2 separate regions of the Homo sapiens genome follow, and region 2 is linked to region 1. Evidence: read pairs that join two places in POLR2A ChIA-PET (ENCODE). Cell type or tissue: OCI-LY7. All regions are shown on one strand.

What was found. Peaks named below come from ENCODE experiments on the same cell type or tissue, not always from the same donor. Only the 100,000 strongest peaks of a DNase experiment are listed, where the experiment ranks them.
Region 2: POLR2A ChIA-PET joins it to region 1 with 6 read pairs; 1 of 35 experiments calls an interaction of 5 or more read pairs at or near these places.

The regions. Positions count from the first base shown.
Region 1 is chr17:79,934,800-79,939,799 of GRCh38, forward strand. TBC1D16 (TBC1 domain family member 16) reads right to left here. Exons shown (of 12, transcript NM_019020.4): 12 at 1-5,000. Among named protein-coding and RNA genes, the nearest start is that of LINC01979, 11 kb to the left of the region's middle. In OCI-LY7, a CTCF peak has its summit at 2,189; a DNase peak (open chromatin) is centred at 2,182.
Region 2 is chr17:80,603,167-80,608,166 of GRCh38, forward strand. The region is part of intron 1 of RPTOR (regulatory associated protein of MTOR complex 1); the gene reads left to right. Among named protein-coding and RNA genes, the nearest start is that of RPTOR, 61 kb to the left of the region's middle. In OCI-LY7, a CTCF peak has its summit at 2,634; a DNase peak (open chromatin) is centred at 2,615; H3K4me3 peaks cover 1,014 bases; H3K27ac peaks cover 2,624 bases.

The sequences.
Region 1 (5,000 bases):
AGTGATGTAGATAAGAGGTATGTTCCCCTCCAGCCCCCGCCCCCAGGCAAAAGGGGAAAAGACACACAGAGAACAACAGAAAACAGTTGGAAACCCCAAAGGGCGCTTGATGAAGAGCTGGAGCTCCCCGCCCCCCGTGCTCCGGGAGGACCAGGAGACCTGCTCCATGGGCCAAACCGCCTTTGCCCATCCCTCCCCTGACCCCTGCTGCACGGTTCCAAGGGCTTGGTAGGGCAGCCTGAATTTTCCCTAACTCCCACTCCTAGGAAGGTCAAATTCACCTTGTTTGCCTCCTTAAAAATTCACAAATGCAGGACTGAGGCTTTTCCTGAAACCAGAGCCCCGGCAGCCAAGGCTCAATAAAATACTGTTTGTGTTTCCAGGCACTGGGGTGGGAGCGAGGCTCCCAGTTGCTCAGAGTTAACCGGCCCTTTCCCGAGTGAGACCCCGCGAGCACTCGTCAATTCTCCCATCACCCTCCATCGCCGCCTGCTGGGGGGGCCTGAGGTCCGGAGCTGCTCTTCCTCCTGGCAGCCCAGCCTGCAGGCCTAGTGCTGTCCAACCACAGCCCAGAGGGCAAGGCCTCCCAAAGTGGGCGCTTGCTGAGCCCCTGGCCAGCCTCCCAGGACCCTCAGTCCCCACAGCCCCCATCCAGCTCTCTTTTACACCTTCCCCTCCCCCATCTCAGAACATGGGAGAAGCCGGGCACACTGGCGTCTGCAGGCTGCCCTTGGGCTGCCACGGGGCCCTGTTTGCCCAGCACAGAGCCTGCCGTGCTTTGACCCAGCAAGTCCCACCGCACCTTCCAGAGGCACTGTACAGCGTGCATCTGTTGTCAGTACAGTTTTATTTGCTGTGGAATCCATGAGAGCCGGAAGCATCGTTGGGGCCGTGGCTAGCAGAGCTCATGGTGACCAGTCCTGGGCCTGACCAATGGGTGATTACATTTAAAAACCAAAACAAAACAAAACAAAATACCAAGAACAGATCACTTGCCATGGACATCAGTAATCTATTGGTAATGGTGGAAATTTCATGAAAATTTCCCCTAAACCATAACAAAAACTGTCCTCCTTACCCCAAAAGTGCTGGAGGAAAGATGGTTGCATGACTTGACCTCTCTTTGAACTTGAAATGCTACCTTCCTACCCGGAAATGCGACACACTATACTTAAAAGGCCAGATGGCTGCAGGCTGTTTGCACCCCTGGCTCTGCCCAGGGACACCCCTCTCCTGGTTCTAATGCTCAGACCCAGGAGGCAGAGTCCGCAGCCCGAGGGAGCTTCAAGGCCGAGGGGTAGGACCTGCAGGGCCCACACCACCCTTCTGATGGAGAGCTTTGCACATGCATTCACACACACATGCCTGGCGGGATCGCAGAGGATGGGTCTCGTGGCAGGAGTGGGCAGAATGGGGTGCATTTTACAGAAGAGTCACAGAGAGGCTCGCCCTCGGCGGAGGACACACAGCTGGGTGGGCGTGTGGGAGTGCAGGTGTGCTGACTCCGAACCAAGGGAGAGCTCTCCGTCCTGAGCTCGCTGCCCCTCACGATGCACACGGCTGATGGCTGAGGTCAGCGGTCTCTTCCCTGAGTGGCAGGTGTGGTCCCTGGGACTTCATAAACCATCCTCATGACAGTTTTACACTTAGAGTCCCCAATGCACTCCCAGGAGGTGGCCTGGGCAGGCAGGCATCATTATTCTCATGTTACAGGTGAGGAAACTGAGGCTGAAGGAGGCAGAAGGCCACATACCCGGGGAGAATCGCAGGCAGCAGGGGCCAGGCCCCTTCCACAGCACTGCCTCTCACCCTTCTCCCGACCAACCCCCAAGGGCATGCCTCTGGCTTCATGAACCTTCGGGGGAAATTAGCTTTCTAGTTTGGGGGCGGTTCCCTCTGACTGGAGACAGGACAGAATGCTTTCACACCCAGGAACGGCCGTGCAGCCTGGCTTAGAAACAAGGGACGAAGTGGATCCTGAGGCTCATTCCCTGGGGACTCCAAGAATGGGGCAGGCCCAGCTGCGCAGCCAGTCCTGGCTCCACTGACTTAGGCTGCACCCCTGCACATATGTGTGTGTGTGTGTGCATGCGTGCGTGTGTGCATGTGCGTGTGTGTGTGTGTGTGTGTGTGTGTGTGTGCGCATTTTCCCAGGGGACCTCTCCTCCTTCCTCTGAGGCAAAGTGGCCTGCAGGGGCCCCTGCAGAGCATACAGGGAGGTGCTTCCTTCCCTCTGCCCAGCGAGCAAAGGGTGGAGCCTTGGCACCCCCAGCAACCCCCTCCAAGGGTGGAGCCTTGGCACCCCCAGCCCCCACCCCGCAAGGGAAAGGGGAAGCTGCACGAGGAGCAAGATTTCATTCCCCAGAGGGCACAGCTTGGGCAGATTCCCATCATCTAGGGGCTGTGCCCCACATCTATTTCTGCCAAACAAGAAGCAGACGAGGGGGCTCAGGGGGGCGGGCCTCACAGGAACGGAAGCACCACCCCACCTCTATTCCCTGTGGCCTCCAAAAGAGCTGGGCAACCTCTGCCAGCCACTACCCCTTAGCCCAAGGGGAGTCCTCATTCCAGAGCCAGCATCTTCATCTTGTCCTGATGCCCTGCCCACCCCCGCCGAGCTTCACACTGGGCTGCTATGGAAAACTGAAAGGTCAGAGGGTGGAGGTCCTCTCCCTCCTGGACATGGAAACCTCCCCCTGCCTGGCACTTCGGCTGGTCAGGAACAGTGGCTGCTCATGGAGCTGCCCTCCCACCTTCAGACCCTCCTCCTCCCCCGCAGGGGTGGGCTGGGGCCCTCCCTCCCTCTGTACTTGATCCATGACTTGTGAGTTCTGAGTCCTCAGGGCCGAGACTTGAGTCAGAACCTTCTGGAGCAGTACGCATTTCCCCTCTGCACCTGGTGAGGACACCAGGCTCCTCGCTTCCTCCCCAGATCTCTGAGTGCTCACCCGACCCCCCAACCCTGGCGGGACCTTCCAGGGCTGGCAAGCATCGAGCCTGACCACGTTGCCTCTTGGGTGCCAGCACGCCCACATCAAAGGTGTCCCCTCTTCCCAGAGGCCCTGAGCAACATCGGGCGACGCTGTCAGCAGACATTAGCAGCAGAGCTGCACCACGCATCAACTTTTAAGTATGCGCACACACGTACGCCAGCCAATAACATTAAGTGTCATTTTAAAAAATGGGTTAAATAAGCAGCATTGCTGAGGATGGCCGTGCAGGGCTGATTATCCCCTATTTGCACGTTCTGGCGGTGGGAAGGCTAGAAGTCTAATGACTGAATTATCGCCCTAATGCCTCTCGCTGGCTGGGAATAATCCCGGGGCAACAGCTGCCGCGGGGTTTTTGGCTGGTTTCCTCTAATTGCATCCAGATTAAGGGAGTTGTGGAGGGGCGGGGCTTCTCCATCCCCCGCGGAGCAGCGTCTCCTCCGCCAAGCCCTGAACACCCAGCTCATGGCTTCCGAGGTCCTGGCTGGTCCGAGAGGTGCAGACCTCACTGGGGTCCGGGCCAGCCCATGGGGAGCGTGAGGTGCGAGCAGTGCACGGTGGGGGTGGCACTTGGTGCAGAGATGCAGCTGATTGGTCCGGGTCAGGTCTTGGGGAGCAGCAGGGGTGAGAAGCTGTAGGGCCAGGAGACTCAGAAGGAATGCCTTCTACTAGGACCTTCCCAAGTGAGGGGAGCCCTGGACCTGTCTATCCTCTTCCTCCCTCCCAAACACAGCGGTTCAAAGGCACGAGGTATCTAGTGAAATGCTAGGACCAGGGACGCTATTCCCCTGGAGCAGGCGGGTGGGGAAGGAGTGCTCCAAAGCAGGCATTATTAGGACACAGACTCTCCAGAGTCCCAGTTGTTTAGCCCTCCAAATTCTCAGCCTACTGCCACCCGACTGTGCAGAGCGGACAATAAAGTGGCAGGCCTGTCCCCCACCCCTTAATGCTGAGCCCAGCCACGTGACTTGCTGTGGCCAAGGGGAGAGCTGCAGGTGTGGTGTCCACCAAGGCTTGGAAAGGCACTTGCTGTCTCTCCCTCCGTGCCTTTGGCTGTGCCATGGCTGGCCTGCAGGAGGGATGCAAGAGACCACAGAGCAGGGCCAGGTCCGACCTCTGCACCATGAGCATCCCCTGGGACTTAACAACCCACTGGCCCTAAACAAACAAGCCCAGCCTAGACCAGAAGAATCACCCTGCCCAGACTGCTGACTCCTGCCCTAGATCAGTGCTGACTGTTGCAGGCCACCGAGTGTTGGCGGATTTGTTACACAGTATTGCTGTGGCAATGGATATAACTGGTTTCTAGCGGAGGGTCAGGGCAGAAGCTCCAGCCACCTCCCTAGCCCAGAAAGGCAACCCTCTCTTCCCAGAAGCAACATGGATGAGAAGCCCACCCCATTCCCACCACAGGATCCCCCACTGCTAGACAGCAATGGTCGGTACCCCAGGATCTGGGCACTGATGGGGCTCCAGGACGGTCTCCTCAAAAGGCTCTTAGGCAGACAGACCTGGGAACTTGGAAGTACCTGCTGGACGACCTGGGTTCATGGAGAAAAGAGAAGCCGAGAAGGTGGAGGAGGCCGGTAAGTGGTGACCTCCGCTTTCCTGCTGAGGAACACTGCTTTGAAGTGGCATGGCCCAGCAGTGCCCACCCTCCAGGGAGAAAAGCTTTGAGTGGGAAGAAGCCTTCTATCCTGGTCCCCATGATGGTTCTCAGCACATCAAGGGTTTTTCTCCCCAGAAGGACGCGATGGAGGATTTCAGGAGGGATTTGGTCTCCTCGCTCAAGGAGTGGCTTTCTGTGCAAATGGCTCGACACTTCTAAGCTGGCTGGGAGTTCTCACAGCATAGATCGCACACCCTTTTCTGTCCATCTCTAAATCCCAGAAGGAGCAACTGATACACAATCTTTTGGAAGAGGGAGAGTCTGTTGGGAAGACCTCATTCCCACATAGAAGGCAGAGAGCCCTGAGTGCTGGCTCCTTCACTGTGGTCGCTCTCACGTCC
Region 2 (5,000 bases), 670 kb after region 1:
TACCCAGACAATGTAACCTGTAGACTTCGTTGAGTAAAATTGGAAATAATTTTAAATCTAATTTATCTTGTTGTCAAACCAAGAGAAACCTATCAAGAAACCGCTAAAGCAGTGAGAGCTCAGAATGAGGAGGTCGTGGCATAAAAGGTGATTTTTCTGGGAGCTTCACATCTAGGCGATGGTCTAATTTGTACTAAGTGCGAACACGCATTGAATTCAGGGAACTGGGAAAGCACGCGTGTTTGACCCTGCGCGCTTTGCAAGAAGCTCGTGGGGGTTGGTGCATCCTTTGAAGGGTTAAGGGAACGAGGGGTGAAAAGTTGATTATTGTTTGGTTGTGCAAATGTGGTGCTGGGTGGAGTCCCCAAGACCACTTCCTGCTTCCAGGATTTACTGGGAGTACTCACAGGACTCAGGATCTAATACTCATGGGCATGATTTATTACAGTAGAAAGATAACGAAGCAAAACCAGCTAGGCGAAAGGGTGCATGGGGTGAGGTCTGAAGGGAACCAGGCACAAGTTTCTGAAAGCCCCGCCCCCATGGAGGCTCACAGGAGGGGCTAATTTCCCCCAGAACAAGGTAGACCAATACAAGGTAGTGAAATGTTGCCAGCCAAAGAAGCGCATCCGAGACTTAGCCCCCAGGGTTTTTACTGGAGGCTGGTGACAGGTAGCCTTTGCCAAAATCCCAGCCTTCTGGCAGGAAAGCAGGCATTCAGCATAAACCATATTGTTGGAAAACAGTTGAGGCACAGCGAACCCCACTTACTAGTTAGGGTGGTGGGAATCCTCCAGAAATCCAAGTCCGCAGACCCCAGCCACGGGCCACCCCTGTAAGCAGGGCTTTGAAAGGAGGGCTGCTGGGGCCTGCTTTCTTAACCCTCTTCTGCACAGATACCAACTTATCCTTTCCTTTCTGATTAATGTCTCTCAAACACAGACGGGGGAATAAAAACCTGAAAACAAGCGAATATTGACATGTACATCACCACTTTCAATCAGCTATTTTCAACCAAGTGCTGAAGTATAATACAGTTGTAGTCACAAAGGGGAAGTAGCAGGTATGTTGCAAGAAAAAACTTATTAGAATTGTATGTTAACTTGGATAGAAACAGAACTTTTCTGAGCTTATGTGCTGTGCAGATACAGAATGCTGGCAGAGTTACTTCTGTGAGAACATCATTGAATTACAATTAAATATTAAGTACCTATAAAATATCTTTGCATTACAAAAGTGGTTAAAGTAACTTTCTCAGTCTTCATAAATGTAGATAGTATCTTTGGACAAAATAATGAGTTAGTCTTTTGATGGAACAGGAGAAGCAGGAGAAAATTGTTCCAGGAGCAGGGTTGCTGACGATGCTGTCCCTGTTGGTCCAGAAGGTAAAATCCTCCTGTATTAGTCTGTTCTCACGCCGCTAATAAAGACATACCAGAGACAGGGTAATTTATAAAGGAAAGAGGTTTAATGGAATCACAGTTCCTCATGGCTGGGGAGGCCTCACAATCATGGCAGAAGGTGAATGAGGAGCAAAGTCGCGTCTCACATGGTGGCAGGCAAGAGAGCTTGTGTAGGGGAACTCCCCTTTATAAAAACATCAGATCTTGTGAGACTTATTCACCATCATGAGAACAGCACAGGAAAGATCCATCCGCGCGATTCAATTACCTCCCACCAGGCCCCTCCCACGACACGTGGAAATTATGGGAGCTACAATTCAAGATGAGAACACAGAGCCAAGTCATATCTTTTTTTTTTTCCCCTTTTTTTTTTGAGAGGGTGGGTCTTATTATGTTGCCCAGCTGGTCTTTAGCTCCTGGGCTCATGTGATCCTCTTGCCTCGTCCTCCCAAAGTGCTGGGATTATAGGTGGGAGCCACCACACCTGGCTGATTTTCTCTTATGGGTTGGAGTAAGGTATGGCCAAGACGGTTAAGACGATCCATGTCCTGTGGGATGGCCCATGTTTCACCAGCACTCAGATGCCCTGGGGCTCGGGGCTTATGGGCAGTTTTGCTAATTCTCAAAGTTAAGTTTTCAGCTGGGTGAAGAAGGAAGAAAGGCTGTTTCGTTGAACTCAGTGTTGAGGAGAGCAGTGACTGACAGCAGTGGATGTGCTCTCATCCTCCTGCTTTTACTGGGAGAGGGGCTTTGTGATGGCAGGTGTATAACCTCTCAGGTTTTATTTCTTTTACATTAAGAAAAAAGAAGGTGGGGAGGTGGTGGGTGACAGAGCAGGTGATACGTGAGAGTCAGTGAAAATGCACTGCTGGGAGCTAGAGAGCCTGCGCAGGGTTTTTCCGTTACTGTGTCCGTGATGAGTTGAGGAAACCGTGTCTCAGTTCTGGACCATGGCCGAGAGGAAGTGCATAGTCTTAAGTCTCTTATCTAGTGATCATCAACACAAATGGGGCATACCGGCTGCAAAACAGAGTTGGGTACCAGTGAGGCCTAGACCACCTGGGCGTTTCTCTTCCAGAGCTACAGTTCCTAGGTGTAAAATAGAGCTGGTGATATACACCTTGCCAGGTTATTTGAAAATGCAAAGCACCCAGCACAGTGCCTGACACATGGGAGGCAGTCACAGACCCATCTGTGCTCAGTTGCTCATGACGAATGCCCGTTATGTCTCAGGCACGGACTAGCTGTGCAGTAAGAGGGAGCTCTGAGTCAGACGGAGGGTGGATTTGCTCTTTGGGCACTGGTGTAGCTCTGGATCTGATTGTCCTTCATTATCTAGGTTTTGGAAATGTGAGTCATTATGTAAAGCTTGAGGTGTTGGTAGGTGCTAGGTGAATCAAGTGTGGTGGTGGTGTTTTCTATGCGTGTCTCTTACCAATAGACTTTTGTTTTTGTTTTTTGAGATGGCGTCTCGCTCTGTCGCCCAGGCTGGAGTGCAGTGGTGCGATCTGGGCTCACTGCAAGTTCCGCCTCCCGGGTTCACGCCGTTCTCCTGCCTCAGCCTCCCAAGTAGCTGGGACTACAGGAACCCACCACCATGTCCGGCTAATTTTTGTATTTTCAGTAGAGACGGGGTTTCACCATGTTAGCCAGGGTGGTCTCGATCTGCTGACCTCGTGATCCACCCGCCTCGGCCTCCCAAAGTGCTGGGATTACAGGCATGAGCCACGGTGCCTGGCCTTTTTTTTTTTTTTTTTTTGAGACAGGGCTTTCTGAGACTCCAGGAGTGGTCTATCATGCCCTGCTAATTTTTTTATTTTTTGTTTCTTTTAGAGATGAGTGTTATGTTGCCCAGGCTGGTCTGGAACTCCTGGTACCAGTAAACTTTTTAGGAGGTTTCCGTTAGCTTTTGAAAATTTTTTACCTGATCTTTAAAAATGAATGCAGTTGTGTAGCAATTTTTAAAGTGATTGACAGTTTTTTCCCACCCTACCTTTTCTTGATTGAAGCAGTTGATTAAGGATTTTGGGAGTGGTCCTATTGTTTCTTGTATTTTTCTGATTTTTGTTTTAGTGATGACACTGTGGGAAATCATTTGTCAGGGGCAAATTTCAATCTTCTGTCTGAATGGATCTGTCTACTTATCTGTCCATTTATTTGTTCACTACTGTTTACCTGTCTGTCCAACCACCTACCTACCCTTCCGTCTGGCCATCCATCCATCCATCCATCCATCCATTAAAGTTCTTTTTGGGGGTGTGAGTATCCGTTTAATTGCACTGCATATCTACCTACAAGTCATACCTCTTAGCAATCAGCAGGCAATGAATCGGGCCATTCCCTGGTTGAAATTCAACTTGAGATTTCTAGAGGGAGCTACTCAGGTTAAGGATGCATTATCTAACAAGAAAAATGAATCTACAGTAGGTCGTATTACAGATGCAGCACATGAAGGCGCCCACACATTACTTCTTAGCAGCTGAGTGTGAGGTGCATGCATGTGAGGCTCAGACCCCACGGTCTTAGGGCATCCTTCAACTTTTTTTTTTGAAGAGGAGTCTCACTCTGTCTCCCAGACTGGTCTTGAACGCCCCCCTTGCCTCAAGTGATCTTCCTGTGTCAGCCTCCTAAAGTGCTGGGATTATAGGCGTGAGCCACCGCGCCCAGCTTTCTTCAACCTGAAAACTATTTAAACATTTTATTACTCTGTAGCTGTTGGCAGTACCAGATTTTATTTACAACTGAAGGTAGTTTTGGATCTAAAACCACAGTTTTGGTAATGTTCAAAAAATGGATCATTTAGTGGTTTTAATGTCATGTATCAATCGTTTTCAGAGTATCTTTTATATTGCTCTTCTGTATATGTTAGCTTACTAGTTGATTAGTGTTTCTGTAACCTGTCCTGCTTTCTAATCTAGCCACTAAGTGGTTGGATCAGGATTTATACTCAGCTATGCCTCCTTTAAAACTGATGTTTTGTCCCTCATCTCCCTAAAGTTTTTAATGGCATATATGTGTATATATGCCATTTATATATATATATATATATAATTATTTTTAAGTTCATTTTGCTTTTATATCTCCCCGATTTTTTGACATTGTTTGTTTAGAGAAATTTGGCCACAGTTTTTAGCACTGGGTGCTGCAGGATGAGGGCTGGACCTGCTGCTTGGAGCTGCAGTCCTCATCAGGTACCTGCTCGTTGTACCACCTGCACCACCACCCACATGCTCCCCAATTTTTTAAAGTTAATTAAACCCCGTACTGAAGGTAAAAATATGTATACATAATTTTTATTATAATGCTACTTAAACATATAAAACCCAAGGCTAGGCATAAATTCCTTATGGTTAGAGGAATTTTGTGCAGCTGTAAATCCCAAACATACAAATTCAGTCCAACTACAAAGGCAGTAAATGAACACAATTAATTTAATGTGACAAAAGGATGTAGTTTTGCTGACGGTGTATTGCTAATGTTGGGTTTCATGATACAGTGTATTTGTATTTAAGATTTTTGCTTGCTGTCACTTAATTCTTTTGATTTTGAGAGTGATAGACTCTCTCATTTTTCAGTTTACTGAGCAGGGTTCCCCCA